Regions from separate parts of the Homo sapiens genome. Here region 2 is linked to region 1. Evidence: chromatin contacts called from ENCODE Hi-C or POLR2A ChIA-PET data. All regions are on one chromosome and are shown on one strand. Each heading gives the region's core, a stretch centred on a gene start or an enhancer-like site at or near the end of the contact. The rest is flanking DNA. Distances are from core to core; before and after follow the strand shown.

Region 1 (7,641 bases), core at 3,751-6,250:
TAAGTCCATATTAAACCTTTTTCTTTTGTAAATTGCCCAGTCTCGGGTATGTCTTTATCAGCAGCATGAAAACGGACTAATACAGCATCATAGACATAAATGTATACAAATAAAAAAATAAAAGAAACAAGAAGCAAGCTCTGTACATCTCAGAGTCACATTGCTAAGACAAATAAAGCAATATGCAGAAAAATCTGTATATCACACTATCACCTGTGTAAAAAAATGTGATGCAGGCTGGGCACAGTGGGGGGACGCTGGCTCACACCTATAATCCCAGCATTATGGGAGGCTGGATCACTTGAGGCAGAGGTTGCAGTGAGTCAAGATTGTGCCACTGCACTCCAGCCTGGGTGACAGTGTGAGACTCTGTCTCAAAAAAATAATAATAATGATGATGCAAATATCTCTGAAAGTTTATGGGAGAAACTGGTGACCTAGGCTGCCTATGTGGAATGGACTGAGTGGCTGGGGGAGGCCTGGAAAAGAGCTTTATCACAGCATACCTCTTGGGACCTTTTGAATTTGAACGATATGAATATTTTACTCATTCAAAATAATAAATACAATTTTAATTTCTATAATAATTATAATATAAAGTTGTTTTATCCAGTTCAATGGGATGTTTACAAATATTCCTATTTGAATTTTATTGTATTTGTTATTTGAGGGAGGATTAGTGTTTTTATATCTTTCAATTTGCTCAGATCTTGTTTTAGGTTTTTCAAAAAGAAGTTATAATGTTCTTCATATAAATCCTGTATATCTCCTGTTCCATTCATTCCTAGATTATTTTAAATTTTTTTTGGTATTGTGAATGGAATATTTTCCCATTGCTATTCCTAGCTGGTTATTCGTAACATTAGAAAATTCTACTTGTTTTTTGCTTGTCATGTAGCTAACCACCTTACCAAAAACTTTTATTAATTCTAGTAGTTTTTTCAAAATGTCAGTGGTGTGAGGAAAACAATTCTGGAAATTTTTGTAAAACCAGAGTCTATTGGGTTTTCTATGAATATAATAAAAATTTGATAATTTCTGGGTCTTTTTTCTGATAATTATTCCTATTATATTGGTTTTAGTAAAAGCCAAATGAGAGCCAGAGGGAGAGAGAGAAAAAAAATATGATAGAAGTTTATTTATTTATTTATTTATTTATTTATTTATTTAAAATAGAGATGGGGTCTCACCATGTTGCCCAGGCTGGTCTTGAATTCCTGGGCTCAAGCAATCTGCCCACCTCAGTCTCACAAAGTGCTGGACTTACAGGCATGAGCCACCACACCTGTCCAGCTTATTTATTTATTACATATCCATATGACCAATTCAGGCTGGTGGGACATCCTTGCTCCACAAGGTTATTCAGTGATCCATTACTATCCAGCCATCTACTGGGGTATTGTGCTCATCTGAATGGTTGAAGCTAAATTACAGTTGTACCTATATTATAGCCTGTGGGGAGCAGGGTGGGAGAAAAGTCTAGGACAAGCAATTTCCTTTTAAGCACTTGAGGGGTACATTGAAACCTATCTCTTCTGTGCATATTCTACTGGTGCAAACATGGTGATGTGGCTGCAGGTATCTTTAAGAAAAACTGGAAAATGTAGTCTGTCTCAGTCATGTGCTTTAAAGCCGAACTTCTGAGGAGGAAGGGGAGAATAGATTTTGGAGGACAACTAACAGTCTTCTACACATACCACTTCATTTTCTTGTCTTATTGGATTGTTTAGAACATACAAAACAATGTTGAATAACAGTGGTGATAGCATCCTTCTCTCGTTCCTGATTTTAGTGAAAATGACTTCACATTTTCATTTAATATGTTTGCTGTTGAGTTTCGGAAGTCTTTATCATGTTTAAATAGTTTCTTTCTTTTTTTTTTTTTGAGATAGAGTCTCACTCTGCCGCCCAGGCTGGAGTGCAATGGCATGATCTCGGCTCATTGCAACCTCTGTCTCATGAGTTCAAGCAATTCTTGTGCCTCAGCCTCCCGAGTAGCTGGGGCTACAGGTGCATGCCACCATGCCCAGCTAATTTTTGTATTTTCAGTAGAGACAAAGTGGTTGGCCAGGCTGGTCTCAAACTCCTCACCTCAAGTGATCTGCCTACCTTGGCCTCCCAAAGTGCTGGGATTACAGGCGTGAGCCACCGTGTCTGGCCTATAGTTTCTTTTTAATTTCTATTTTACTTTGAAGTTTTATTAGAAATGGCTGTTGAATTTTTGATGCTTTTTCAGTTTCTATTGACATAATAACATGAGTTTTCTCCTTTAATTGCTTCAGGTCATGAATTATGTTAATAGACTTTTTGGAGTCTCACTATGTTGCCCAGGCTGGAGTGCAGTGGCCATTCACAGGTACATTGATAGTACACACTACAGCCTTGAACTCCTGGCCTCCAGCGATCTTCCCACCTCAGCTTCCTGAGTAGCTGAGACTACAGGCACATATCACCATGCCCAGCAATGTTAATAGATTTCTTAATGTTGAATCATTTTTGCTTTTCTTTATTTTTATAATTATAATTTTGTACAGGCAGGATCTTACTACATTGCCCAGGCTGGTCTCAAACTCCTGGCCTGAAATAATCCTCCCACCTTGGCCTCCCAAAATGCTGGGATTACAGGTGTGAGCCACTGTGCTCAGCAATTTTTTTTTTTTTTTTTTCTTTTCTTAAATAGACCCTACTTAGTCATGGTATATTATTCTTTGCTACACTGCTAAATTCAGTTTATTAATATTTTATTTCGAATTTCTACATGTATCTTTTGTGCAAATATTATCATATTTTAATATATTCCCACATGTAAGGCTATGCTAGCTTTACAAAATAAATTTCGGATCTTTTCATCTTTTTCTGTGGTCTGAGGACTGGTGCCTGTCCCTAACGTGTTACCATCTATGATGAGATAAATACAGAAATTGAGAGGGTTTAGAAATTGTTATAGCAATTTAACATCATTATGACATCCAAGCAGTGATCATCGGACTCATCAATGAGTAATGTATTCAGGTTTTGTAATTATCTTATTTGTCCCTATGTTATTTTTTATTTTTATTTTTATTTTTGTATTTTTTAGTAGAGACGGGGTTTCACCGTGTTAGCCAGGATGCCAGGATGGTCTCAATCAATTTTTTTTTTTTTTTTTGAGACGAAGTCTTGCTCTGTTGCCCAGGCTGGAGTGCAGTGGTGGCACGATCTTGGCTTACTGAAACCTCCACCTCCCAGGTTCAAGTGATTCTTCTGCCTCAGCCTCCTGAGTAACTGGGATTACAGGAACGTGCCACCACACCTGGCTAATTTTTGTAATTTTAGTAGAGATGGGGTTTCACCATGTTTGCCAGGCTGCACTCGAACTCCGGACCTCAGGTGATCCACGTGCCTCTGCCTCCCAAAGTGCTGGGATTACAGACATGAGCCACCGTGTTCAATTTATTTTGATTTTTTTTAAGTGTTTTTTTTTTTTTTTTTTTGAGATGGAGTCTTGCTCTGTCGCCCAGGCTGGAGTGCAGTGGCTCAATCTCAGCTCACTGCAACCTCCGTCTCCCGGGTTCAGGTGATTCTCCTCCCTCAGCCTCCTGAGTAGCTGGGACTACAGGCTCGGGCCACCATGCCCAGCTATTTTTTGTATTTTTAGTAGAGACAGGGTTTCACCATGTTGGCCAGGATGGTCTCAATCTCCTGACCTCGTGATCCGCCCACCTAGGCCTCCCAAAGTGCTGGGATTTACAGGCATGAGCCACAGCGCCCGGACTATTTTGATTATTTTTTAAGAAAATTTAATTTTATTTCTGATTATTCTAAAAATTTGAAAATTGGCCTTGCACTTTATGTCTGCGTATTATTTAATTTTTCTAGTCTTTTAAATTAAAATTGGCAAAAGTAGTCCAGGCACGGTTCCTCATGCCTGTAATCTCAGCAGTTTGGGAGGCCAAGGTGGACAGAGGCCAGGAGTTAGAGACCAGCCTGGCAAACATGGCGAAACCCTGTCTCTACTAAAAATACAGAAATTAGCCGGGTGTGGTGGCGCACCTGTAGTCCCAGCTTCTCAGGGGGCTGAGGCATGAGAATCGCTTGAACCCAGGAAGCAAAGGTTGCCGTGAGCTATGATCGTGCCACCACACTCCAGCCTGGGTGACAGAGCGAGACTCCGTCTCAAAAAAAAAAGGAAAAGAAAGAAATGGCAGAAGTATATGTCCACAATAATTCTAAGTTTTAAAAAACTTGTTCTTCACTGCAGATATTTTGAAAAACACTATCTAGAATGGACTAGATAACATTGAAGTTATTTGTTCTTTAAAGGTTAGCTAAAATTGGCCAGGAGCAGCGGCTCACACCTGTAATCCCAGCACTTTGAGAGGCCGAGGTGGGAGGGTCACTTGAGCTCAGAAGTTCAAGACCAGCCTGAGGAACATAGTCTCTATTTTTTTTTTTTCTAATCAAAGCATTAAAAAAAAAAAAAAAAAAGGTTAGCTAAAACTTAGCTAAAACCCAACTAGACCTGGTGACTCTCCATTCTCTTCTGTGGTTATTGCTCTTTTCAGGTTCTCTACTTCTTGGGTCAATTTTGGTAGTTTATAGTTTGCTAGGAAACCAGTCATTTCTTCTACATATTCACATTTGTTACCCACAATAGTTTCTTAAAATTTTTATCATATGGCTGTGTTTTTATCGACTTGCTCATTACTAATATTTTTCCCTCCTTTCCCCTTCTTTCCTTCTTTTTTGTTTTTTTCTTCCTACCTTAGGCTAGCTGACAGTTTGTCTATTTTATTAGTCGTTTCAAAAAAAAAAAAAAGCCAAAAAACACCTGCTTTAGGGGCTGGGTGGGAGGGTCCAGTCCAGGGTAGAAAACTGGGTTAGTTGAGAGTCGGCAGATGAAGCCAGTGTGAGCCGAAGGAAAGGAGCGGCGGAGGCGGCTCAGCGGACTCAGCCCTGCCAAGGAGAATTCCTAGGGCGGGACCTAGAGTTTTCCGGGCCCCATCTTCCGACGTCGCCGCCCCGGATGTCATCTTATCCTCCTTTGTCTCCGCCTCCCCCCTCTCCTCCTCCCGCGCTGGGCTCGCGGTGCCTGGTTCCTCTTGGAGCCGCTTCTTCCGCCGCCGCCGCCGCCGCCGCCGCCGCCGCCGCCACTCGGTTCATCCTCCTGCACCAGATGGCCAATCGAGTGATCAGGCTGTACACAGTGGTAGTCAGTCTCAGGACCTCAACTGAAAGCACAGCTAGAAGGGCGACTTTCACAGGGTCGGTTAACAAAAAGATTCTAGAGCCATTATCGCACTCCATGGGTCTTTTTGTTGCTGGTGCTTATGGCCTTCCCATCATGTGTTCCCTGTCGATGTGCACTTTCTGGTATGGATAGACACAGGACACCTCTGTATGACCTCCCTATTGAGCAAAAGATGTATGGAGAATCAAAAATTGAACACAGTATGACATACATTGGCCTTATATTGTTAAAGCCATGGAGAACCATAAGGATGAGCTTACCACCATTTCTGTACTGGTTGGAACTTTCAGTGAGTCAAAAGAAGAGGAATACAGGAAACTCTACAATACGTAGCTAGTGCAGCACTATCCAATAGAAAGATAACATGAGCCAAAAATGTGAGCTATGAGTGTCATTTTGAATGCTCTTGTAGCTACATTAGAAAAAGTTAAACAGGTAAAATAAATCTTAATAGATTTATTATTATTATTAAGTCTCGTTCTGTGGCCCAGGCTGTTGTGCAGTGGCACGGTCTCAGCTCACTGCAACCTCTGCCTCCTGGGTTCAAGCAATTCTCCTGTCTCAGCCTCCTGAGAAGCTGGGACTACAGGTGCATGCCACCACACCTGGCTAATTTTTGTATTTTTAGTAGAGACGGGGTTTCACCATGTTGGTCAGGCTGGTCTCAAACTCCTGACCTCAGGTGATCCACCCACCTCAGCCTCCCAAAGTGTTGGGATTACAGGCGTGAGCCACCGTGCTCGGCCAAATCGTAATAGATTTAATATTATATATCCAAAATAGATCATAATCAATTAATATGAAAAATATGAGATATTTTACTTTTTTTTTTGCATTCTAAGTCTTTGAAATCTTGTCTGTTTACACTTACAACACATTTCCAATCAGATTAGCTTCGCTGCATTCCAGGTGCTCAATAACAACCACCATTTCGGACAGTGCAGTTTCTTCTATTTCTGCCATTGAGGTCAAAAGTTCTGGACAGTTACTCTGCTCAATCTTTAGGAGAGACTTAGAAATATATTGACTATCAAGCCAGGCACGGTGGCTTACGCTGATTTTGATCTTGGGGGACACTCAAACCTCAAACTAATAGAATGTTCTCTTGTTTTCTAGCAGGAGTAGCCCTTTTAAAATATGAATTGATTACAAATTTCTTCCTCGTTTAGGGCAGTGGAAGAAAGGCCAGCATGAAAATATGTTGATTTACAGTTCCCACCATGGCAGGCAGCCCTTTAAATGCTACTTGTTTTTTGCCTAATATATAATTTAATAGATCCTAAATATCCACTCTTTGAAAATTTGTGCACATGTATTCCACTTGAACAATTTTGCAAATTGCACAGAGACACAAAACGGTGGAAGCATTAATAGGTTGAATTTACTTTTTTAAAAGCCAGCTTTTGGGTTTTGGCTCTACGCATTTTTGTTTATTTTTGTGATAGAAACAGAGAGGCATTACTCAGATCCCACTTCATGAAGGCTCTCACTGTCCAGCTTCAAGGAGTTTGGTTAGCTGTTACTGCCATCAGCTGTTAGTAGCTCCAAGGTCAGACCACCTCAGTTTTTGAGCTGAAATCATCCTCAGGATGCCCATGGCTAATGATGGAGCAAAAGGAGGTATTGGGATATAGCCTTTTCTGCTCAATGCAGAACTCATCTGATGGACAATCTTTGCTCCAGAGCTCCCCATTGGACTGACAGAGACTTTCTCAGGTCTACATTGCAGTCGTACAACACCCCCTTCCCTTTTTTTCCGCAGACATTACTCCTCTATAAACCTTTCGTACCCTTAACTCCCTAGTATCTGTTTCCCTGACAACCCAACCTGTGACGAGTTTCTAGTTCACTCATTTGAGCTTTATCTTTCATTAATTCCCTATTTGTATTTTCTTTTGGATAATTTTGTGGCTTTGCAACTGTGTTTATAGTATATTACTCAGTGTACATATTTTCCACTTTTAATAATAAGAGCATTTATAGTGGAGTATTGCAAACTGCTGGATTTGAATGCTTTTAGGACAGTCATGTACTCTCCAATTCTCCATAGGCCCTTCCTCTACCTATTTTTACATCTAACCACTTCCTACATCTACATCACCTACATAGGCCCTGGACACATTTGTGATTCCTAATGTAAAGCTATACATTTTCTTCTAAATAGAGCCTTAGATGATCCCATAGGTTTTGTTATAAAGCATTTACCTTTTTGTTACTTCCTAAAAAATTTATAACTTCTGTCTTGATTTTCTCTTTTATCTAGGAGTTTTTTGGGGATTTGTGGGGTTTTTTTGTTTGCTTGTTTGTTTGAGATGGAGTCTCTCTCTGTAGCCTAGGCTGGAGTGCAGTGGCATGATCTCAGCTCACTGCAACCTCTGCCTCCCGGGTTCAAGTGATTCTCCTGCCTCCCA
Region 2 (7,641 bases), core at 2,463-4,962, 38 kb after region 1:
GCACATTGTCCTTGGCAGGTATACTCATAATGACCCAAGACTGAGCTAAGACCAGTCTGTCTTCATCTAAACTGGGCTCTGTGTATGGCCAAAGTCTGTCTTGGGGAATCCCTAATCTTGTAATGGTTATGCACTCTGGACTGGTTTAGGGATGAGTGTGTGCTCAGGCCTGTGTCAAGCCAGTGTCATGGTTTGTTGAGCAGGGAGATGTCCACATCCTGTCTCAGCAAAGCCTGCCCCCTTAGTGGAGGCATAAGCAGGTATCTGAGGGGCAGCTGTCTCAGTATGTCTAGCTGAAGGTTGGCCATAAACCCTGGTCTAGCCATGAGCTGGTTTGGAAAGTGTTCTCTGTGGGTATATACGTGGGTCATGTCCTTGGCACTGATGTGCCATGGTGTCATCTTGGCTGGTGGTGTCTCCTGAGATAAAGGTATATTCCGTGGCGGTCCCCTGGCATGTTAGTGGTAGTTTTTACCCTTTTCTAGACAACGTCTGTTTCATAGTCCATGTCTGTCACTGACCTAACTAATGGCTGACTCATGCTATGATTTAGAACTTGTGTGGGCTGTGCATCGTGAGTTCTGGGCAGGTTTTAAGTGTCCTTGTTAGAGACTCCCTATATTTCTTTTTTTGTTGTTAGACAGAGTCTCGCTCTGTCGCCCAGGCTGGAGTGCACTGGCGCGATCTCCATTCACTGCAACCTCTGCCTCCCAGGTTTAAGTGATCCTTCCGCCTCAGCCACCTGAGTAGCTGGGATTACAGGCATGCACCACCATGCCCGGCTAATTTTTGTATTTTTAGTAGAGACGGGGTTTTACCATGTTGGCCAGGCTACTCTCGAACTCCTGAGCTCAAGTGATCCACCCACCTTGGCCTCCCAAAGTGCTGGGATTAAAGGTGTGAGCCATCACGCTTGGCTGAGACTCCCTATAGTTCTTCAACAGGATGGAGAGTTTTCTGAAGTATTAATGGTATGACTGAGGAGATCCTGTTTTGAAAGCAAGTCCTGAGTCTTGGGGTAATGCAAGTGGAGGGATACGAGCAGAATCTGCTTAGGGAGGGTCGCAATGGTGGAGATATGGTCCCCAGCTTGTATTAAGGAAACAAAATGTCTTCTTTATTGAAGAAAGGGACAGTATAGTTTTTAGTAAGAGTCCAAACAGAGCCTAGGCATGTGTACCACTCACCCCAAATAATCTAGGCTGTCCACCATTTTTTTTTTGAGACCGAATCTCGCTCTTTGGGAGACCGAGGCAGGCAGATCACCTGAGGTCAGGAGTTCGAGACCAGCCTGGCCAACATAGTGAAACCTCATCTCTACTAAAAATACAAAAATCAGCCGGGCGTGGTGGTGCATGCCTGTAATCCCAGCTACTCGGGAGGCTGAGATAGGAGACTCGCTTGAACCCAGGAGGCGGAGGTTGCAGTGAGCTGAGATCATGCCATTGCACTCCAGCCTGGGCGACAGAGGGAGACTCCGTCTCAAAAAAAAAAAAAAAAAAAAAATTAGGCAGGCGTGCTGTTGAGCACCTGTAGTCCCAGCTATTCAGGATGCTGAGGTAGAAGAATTGCTTGAGCCCGGGAGGTCAAGGCTGCAGTGATTTTGTCACTGCACTGCAGCCTGGATGACAAGGTGAGACTCAGTCTCAAAAAAAAGGAAAGAAAGAGAGAGAGAGGGGAAGGAAGGAAGGAAGGAAGGAAGGAGAGAGGGAGGGATGGAAGGAGGGAAGGAGGGAGGGAGGAAGGAGGGAAGGAAGGAGGGAAGGAGGGAGGGAGGGAAGGAGGGAGGGAGGGAGGGAAGGAGGGAGGGGGAAAGGAAGGAGAGAGGGAGGGATGGAAGGAGGGAAGGAGGGAGGGAGGAAGGAGGGAAGGAAGGAGGGAAGGAGGGAAGGAGGGAGGGAGGGAAGGAAGGAAGGAAGAAAGGAAGGAAAGAAAGAAGGAAAAGGAAAATTTAAAGTTTGCCAATCCTTATGCTAGAGAACTGTTCCCATTTGTTCAGCTCATCTGGAAGGATAATAGATGGCAAAAAATAGCATAAAATTTAGTTTGTGGCCATAATCCTCACAACAACCTGTTGATGTAGGGTGACATTCTCATCACATTCACAGATGAGGAAACTGAGATACAGAGAAGTGAAGTGACACAGCTAGTAAGTGCCAGAACCAAGATCTGGCCCCAAGCAGGCTGGCTTTATAGACTGGCTCCTATCTACTACAGAGAACTGTCTCCTTTGTAGAGCAAGGCTAGACATGCAGCCTTTATACAGCCTCCACCCTGCCAGTGTTATCACGATTCCGGAGTTCATTGAGGCCTCAGCTGGACTAAAGCAACATGCTCCAGTGCAACATCTGGACCCTTGCAGACAAATAATTGCACTATTCTTTACATCCTGTCTAAGTTCCCTTGTCACATCTGTGAGGAAGGCCTCCCTGTTCTACTTTCCTCAGCCATACTCTCCACACATAGAAAAGGACAAAGACTTAGCTACTTAGGAACATCACTTGGCTGCAGTGAGCTATGATTGTGCCATGCACTCCAGCCTGGGTGACAGAGCAAGACCCTGTCTCTAATAAGAAAGAACAAAGAATTTCATAAGTAATACTTATTCATTCACTATTATTAAATTCTAGCATTTTCTTCTATCTGCTTCAGAATTTCGTTTATTAAAAAATAAAATATAGGCCGGTCTCGGTGGCTCATCCCAACACTTTGGGAGGCCAAGGGTGGGGTGGATCACGAGGTCAGGAGTTCAAGACCAGCCAGGCCAACATGGTAAAACCTCATCTCTACTAAAAAAATTAATAATAATACAAAAATTATCTAGGCGTGGTGGCACACACCTGTAATCTCAGCTACTAGGGAGGCTGAGACAGGAGAATCACTTGAACCTGGGAGGCAGAGGTTGCAGTGAGCCGAGGTTGCACCACTGCACTCCATCCTGGGAGACAGAGTAAGACTTCGTCTCAAAAAAAAAAAAAAAATTGGCCAGGGCGGTGGCTCACGCCTGTAATCGCAGCACTTTGGGAGGCCGAGGCGGGCGGATCACGAGGTCAGGAGATTGAGACTATCCTGGCTAACACGGTCAAATCCTGTCTCTACTAAAAATACAAAAAATTAGCCGGGCATGGTGGCAGGCGCCTGTAGTCCCAGCTACTCCGGAGGCTGAGGCAGGAGAATGGCGTGAACCCAGGAGGCAGAGGTTGCAGTGAGCCGAGATCAAGCCACTGCACTCCAGCCTGGGCGACAGAGCAAGACTGCGTCTCAAAAAAAAAAAAAAAAAAAAAAAAAAATTAGCTGGGTGCCGTGGCAGGCACCTGTAATCTCAGCTACTCGGGAGACTGAGGCAGGAGAATCGTTTGAACCTGGGAGGCAGAGGTTGCAGTGAGCCCAGATCATGCCATTGCACTCCATCCTTGGCAACAAGAGCGAAACTCCATCTCAAAAAAAAATTAAAATTAAAATTAAAAAAATAAAAAATAATAATACTAAAATATAGCCCCAGTTGAAAATCCCTGTTCACTTCTGTATCTCTTTTCCTTCTCTCTCCAGCGGTAACCACTATTCTGAAATTGGAGCTTATCTTTCCTGTGCGTGCCAGAACTCTTAACTAGCCTGCCTTTTTTTTCTTTTTAAAATTTCATCATCCAGCATAGGCAAGAAATACTAGCTTTTCAAGTTCATATAGTCTCTCCAATCATTTTCATCCCTCCTCTGATGAGATATCCTTTGAACCTGGTTGTTTGGAGTTCAGTGTCTTTGTTCATGGTGATCTTAATCTATTCATAAGAGTGGTTGCCAGGCAAGAAAGGGGGATGGAAGTAAACAGAACTAGTGTCACGTCTGAGTCATTAGTCGGCCACAATTAAGTGCTTCCTATCTCAGTCTGTGACATCCAGCTGCTACTCACAGGGCCAAAGCAAATATAGCAGGGGCACTTCCTATGAGGGCCTTTGTTTAAGTGGTGTTCCAGAGTGCATGCTGTACTGGGTAAGGCAACCCACAGCAGATGAAAACATCTTGATCAAAGGGATGAGGAAGGAAGGAAACCAGAAGTCACAAGTAAGAAGCAGTGACAAGCATTGTCTTCCAAGAATCATCTTCAGTTTTCCAAAAGGAATAAGTTTAGGCCTGATGTGGTGGCTCATGCCTATAATCCCAGCACTATGGGAGGCCCAGGCCGGCAGATCACTTGAGGTCAGGAGTTCGAGACCAGCCTGGCTAACATGGTGAAACCCCATCTCTATTAAAAATACAAAAATTAGGCAGAAGTGGTGGCTCACACCTGTGGTGCCAGCTACTCAGGAGGCTGAGGCAGGAGACTTGCTTGAACCTAGGAGGCGGGGGTTGCAGTGAGCCAAGATTGGGCCACTGCATTCCAGCCTGGGCAACAGAGCAAGACTCCGTCTCAAAAAAAAAAAATAGTTTAGGGGTTACAAGATGGTAAGGTCAGAAACTGGTCAGAAAATGAAAGGCAAGATAAGTTGAGGCAAACAGCTCAAGACCTGGGCTGAACTGAAAAAAGAGGAAAGGGCATGGTGGCTCAGGCCTGTAATCCCAGCACTTTGGGAGGCTAAGGTTGGTGGATCACCTGAGGTCAGGAGCTGGAGAGCAGCCTGGCCAACATGGGGAAAACTCGTCTCTACTAAAAATACAAAAATTATACGGGCGTGGTGGCATGTGCCTGTGGTCCCAGCTACTCAGGAGGCTGAGGTAGAAGAATCGCTTGAACCCAAGAGGTGGAGGTTGCAGTGAACCAAGATTGCTCCACTGCACTCCAGCCCAGGCAAGACAGCGAGACTCCAAAAACAAAAACAAAAACAAAAAAAAAAACAAGAGGAAAGAGTAATAGGGACCTATGCTGCGTGTCCTTTATTGATTTGCTCCTCTAGATCCACTCTCTTTTTTTTTTTTGAGACAGATTCTCACTCTGTCACCCAAGCTGGAGTGCGGTGCCTCGATCTCAGCTCACTACAACCTCCGCCTCCTGGGTTCAAGTGATTCTCCTGCCTCAGCTTCCTGATCAGGTGGGATTACAGGTGCGTGCCACCACGCCCGGCTAATTTTTATATTTTCAGTAGAGACGGGGTTTCACCATGTTGGTCAGGCTGGTCTCGAACTGCTGAGCTCAGGTGATCCACCCGCGTTGGCTTCCCAAAGTGCTGGGATTACAGGTGTGAGCCACCGCGCCTGGCCTAGATCTGCTCTCTTCTCTGTTCTGTACTCTGGGAGACTGACCTATGTACATCACATCAGTGAGCTCCATTGCCTCTGGCTTCCAGCTGGGTTGGTTTGTTTGTCTGTCTGTCTGTTTGTTTGTTCTGTTTTGTTTGAGACAGAGTCTCACTCTTGTTGCCCAGGCTGGAGGGTAATGGCACAATCTCAGCTCACCGCAACCTTCGCCTCCAGAGTTCAAGCGATTCTTCTGCCTCAGCCTCCCGAGTAGCTGGGATTACAAGCATGCACCACCATGCCTGGATAATTTTGTATTTTTAGTAGAGACGGGGTTTCTCCTTGTTGGTCAGGCTGGTCTCAAACTCCTGACCTCAGGTGATCTGCCCACCTTGGCCTCCCAAAGTGCTGGGATTACAGGCGTGAGTCACCGCGCCCGGCTTCTCCAGCTGAATTTGGTCAGTGGGGAGGGACTGGCAAGGATTTTCAGAAAGGGCAGAGAATGAAGTTAGGGTACTTATTCCCTAACTTTTTTACTGAGGGGTTTCCAGCAGGCTGGCTGGCCCTTTCTCTCACCTGAATGAAGGTCATAGTTCCTCCTGTGAATTAGCCCTTTCCATACAATATTTGCTCTTCTCCAACCCAAGTGCAAGAAATCACCCCCTTCCTTTGCTTCCTACTTTGTTAAACCTGGGTTCTGCAATATAACTTATGGATTCTCTACATCCTATATAAATGTTGTAAATAAGCCGGGAGCGGTGGCTCACACCTGTAATCCCAGCACTTTTGGAGGCCGAGGCAGGTGGATCACTTGAGACCAGTAGTTTGAGACCAGCCTGGCCAACATGGCGAAATTCTGTCTCTACTAAAAATACAAAAATTATCCAGGCTTGGTGGCACAGGTCTGTAATCCCAGCTACTCAGGAGGCTGAGGCACGAGAATTGTTGGTCCTGGGAGCTGGAGTTTGCCGTGAGCCAAGATCTCACGCCACTTCATTCCAGCCTGGGTGACAGAGTGAGACTGTGTCAAAAAAATAAATAAAAATAAAAAAATAAAATAAAAAGCAAATGTTGTAAATAGTTGTTTTATTCAGTGCTTCTTTCAAAAAAATTGGTTAGGCTATCTGTTCCTACTGGACTTTAACTGATCCAGAACTCCTTTTTGTATTACTGAGAAAATTCCTTACAAAATAATTCCATTACTTCTATTAATAACAACTCATTGACTTTCAATTCAAGGAAGAGATATATAAAAAGACACTCTAACTAATAATGTTGTGAAACCACAAAATGTTTACACCCAAATTTCCTAAAGAAATCATATTCAGGCTGGGCGCGGAGGCTCACGCCTATAATCCCAGCACTTTGTGAGGCCAAGACGGGCTGATAACTTGAGGTCACTAGTTCGAGACCAGCCTGGCCAACATGGTAAAACCCTGTCTCTACTAAAAATAGAAAAATTAGCCAGGTGTGGTGGTGCATGCCTGTAATCCCAACTACTCGGGAGGCTAAGGCAGGAGGATTGCTTAAACCCAGGAGGCGGAGGTTGCAGTGAGATGAGATCTCGCCAGTGCGCTCCAGCCTGGGCAACAGAGCAAGACTCCGTCTCAAAAAAAAAAAAAACCAAAGCCAGGCACAGTGGCTCACGCCTGTAATCCCAGCAATTTGGGAGGCCAAGACGGGCAGATCACCTGAGGTCAGGAGTTCAAGACCAGACTGATCAATATGGTGAAACCCCATCTCTACTAAAAAATACAAAAATTTGGTGTGGTGTGGTGGCTCATGCCTATAATCCTAGCACTTTGGGAGGCCAAAGCAGGTGGATTGTCTGAGCTCAGGAGTTCGAGACCAGCCTGAGCAACATGGTGAAACCCCATCTCTACTAAAATACAAAAAAAGTAGCCGGGCGTGGCAGCATGTGCCTGTAACCCCAGCTACTTGTGGGGCTGAGGCAGGAGAATAGCTTGAACCCGGGAAGTGGAAGTTGCAGTGAGCTGAGATCATGCTATTGCACTCCAGCCTGGGCAACAGAGGGAGACTGTCTCAAAAAAAAAAAAAATTAAAAAATTACTGGGTGCAGTGGCTCACACCTGTAATCCCAGCACTTTGGGAGGCCAAGGTGGGTGGATCACCTGAGGTCAGGAGTTGGAGAACAGCCTGACTAACATGGAGAAACCCCATCTCTACTAAAAATACAAAATTAGCCGGGCGTGGTGGCGCATGCCTGTAATCCCAGCTACTCAGGAGGCTGAGACAGGAGAATTGCTTGAACCCAGGAGGCAGAGGTTGCAGTGAGCCGAGATCACACCACTGCACTCCAGCCTGGGTGACAGAGTGAAACTCTGTCTCAAAAAAAAAAAGAAAAGAAAAGAAATCATATCCAGAACATTGAGTTCTAAGCTCAGGAATCTTTAATATCTTTTTAATTTTTTTATTTTTATTTATTTATTTTTTTTTTGAGATGGAGTATCG

What was found. A loop is a pair of places that touch in the nucleus more often than their neighbours do. ChIA-PET counts read pairs that join two places held with the same protein, here RNA polymerase II (POLR2A). Pooled maps may share reads with other maps.
Region 2: a loop to region 1 is called in a pooled map, with 5 times the contacts of the local background. The contact joins two enhancer-like sites. A Hi-C loop is called at or near these places in 1 of 168 maps with a recorded cell type or tissue (Calu3) and 8 of 50 pooled maps. POLR2A ChIA-PET finds 5 or more read pairs at or near these places in 12 of 52 experiments (A549, A673, B cell and 9 more).

What each region holds. Positions count from the first base shown.
Region 1 is chrX:123,760,136-123,767,776 of GRCh38, forward strand. It overlaps the pseudogene MEMO1P4. Among named protein-coding and RNA genes, the nearest start is that of THOC2, 31 kb to the left of the region's middle. Within about 2 kb of position 5,001, at least 20 of the 41 ENCODE cell types and tissues checked have a DNase peak (open chromatin) inside an H3K27ac peak, as active enhancers do.
Region 2 is chrX:123,799,824-123,807,464 of GRCh38, forward strand. No RefSeq gene overlaps it. Among named protein-coding and RNA genes, the nearest start is that of XIAP, 56 kb to the right of the region's middle. Within about 2 kb of position 3,713, at least 5 of the 41 ENCODE cell types and tissues checked have a DNase peak (open chromatin) inside an H3K27ac peak, as active enhancers do.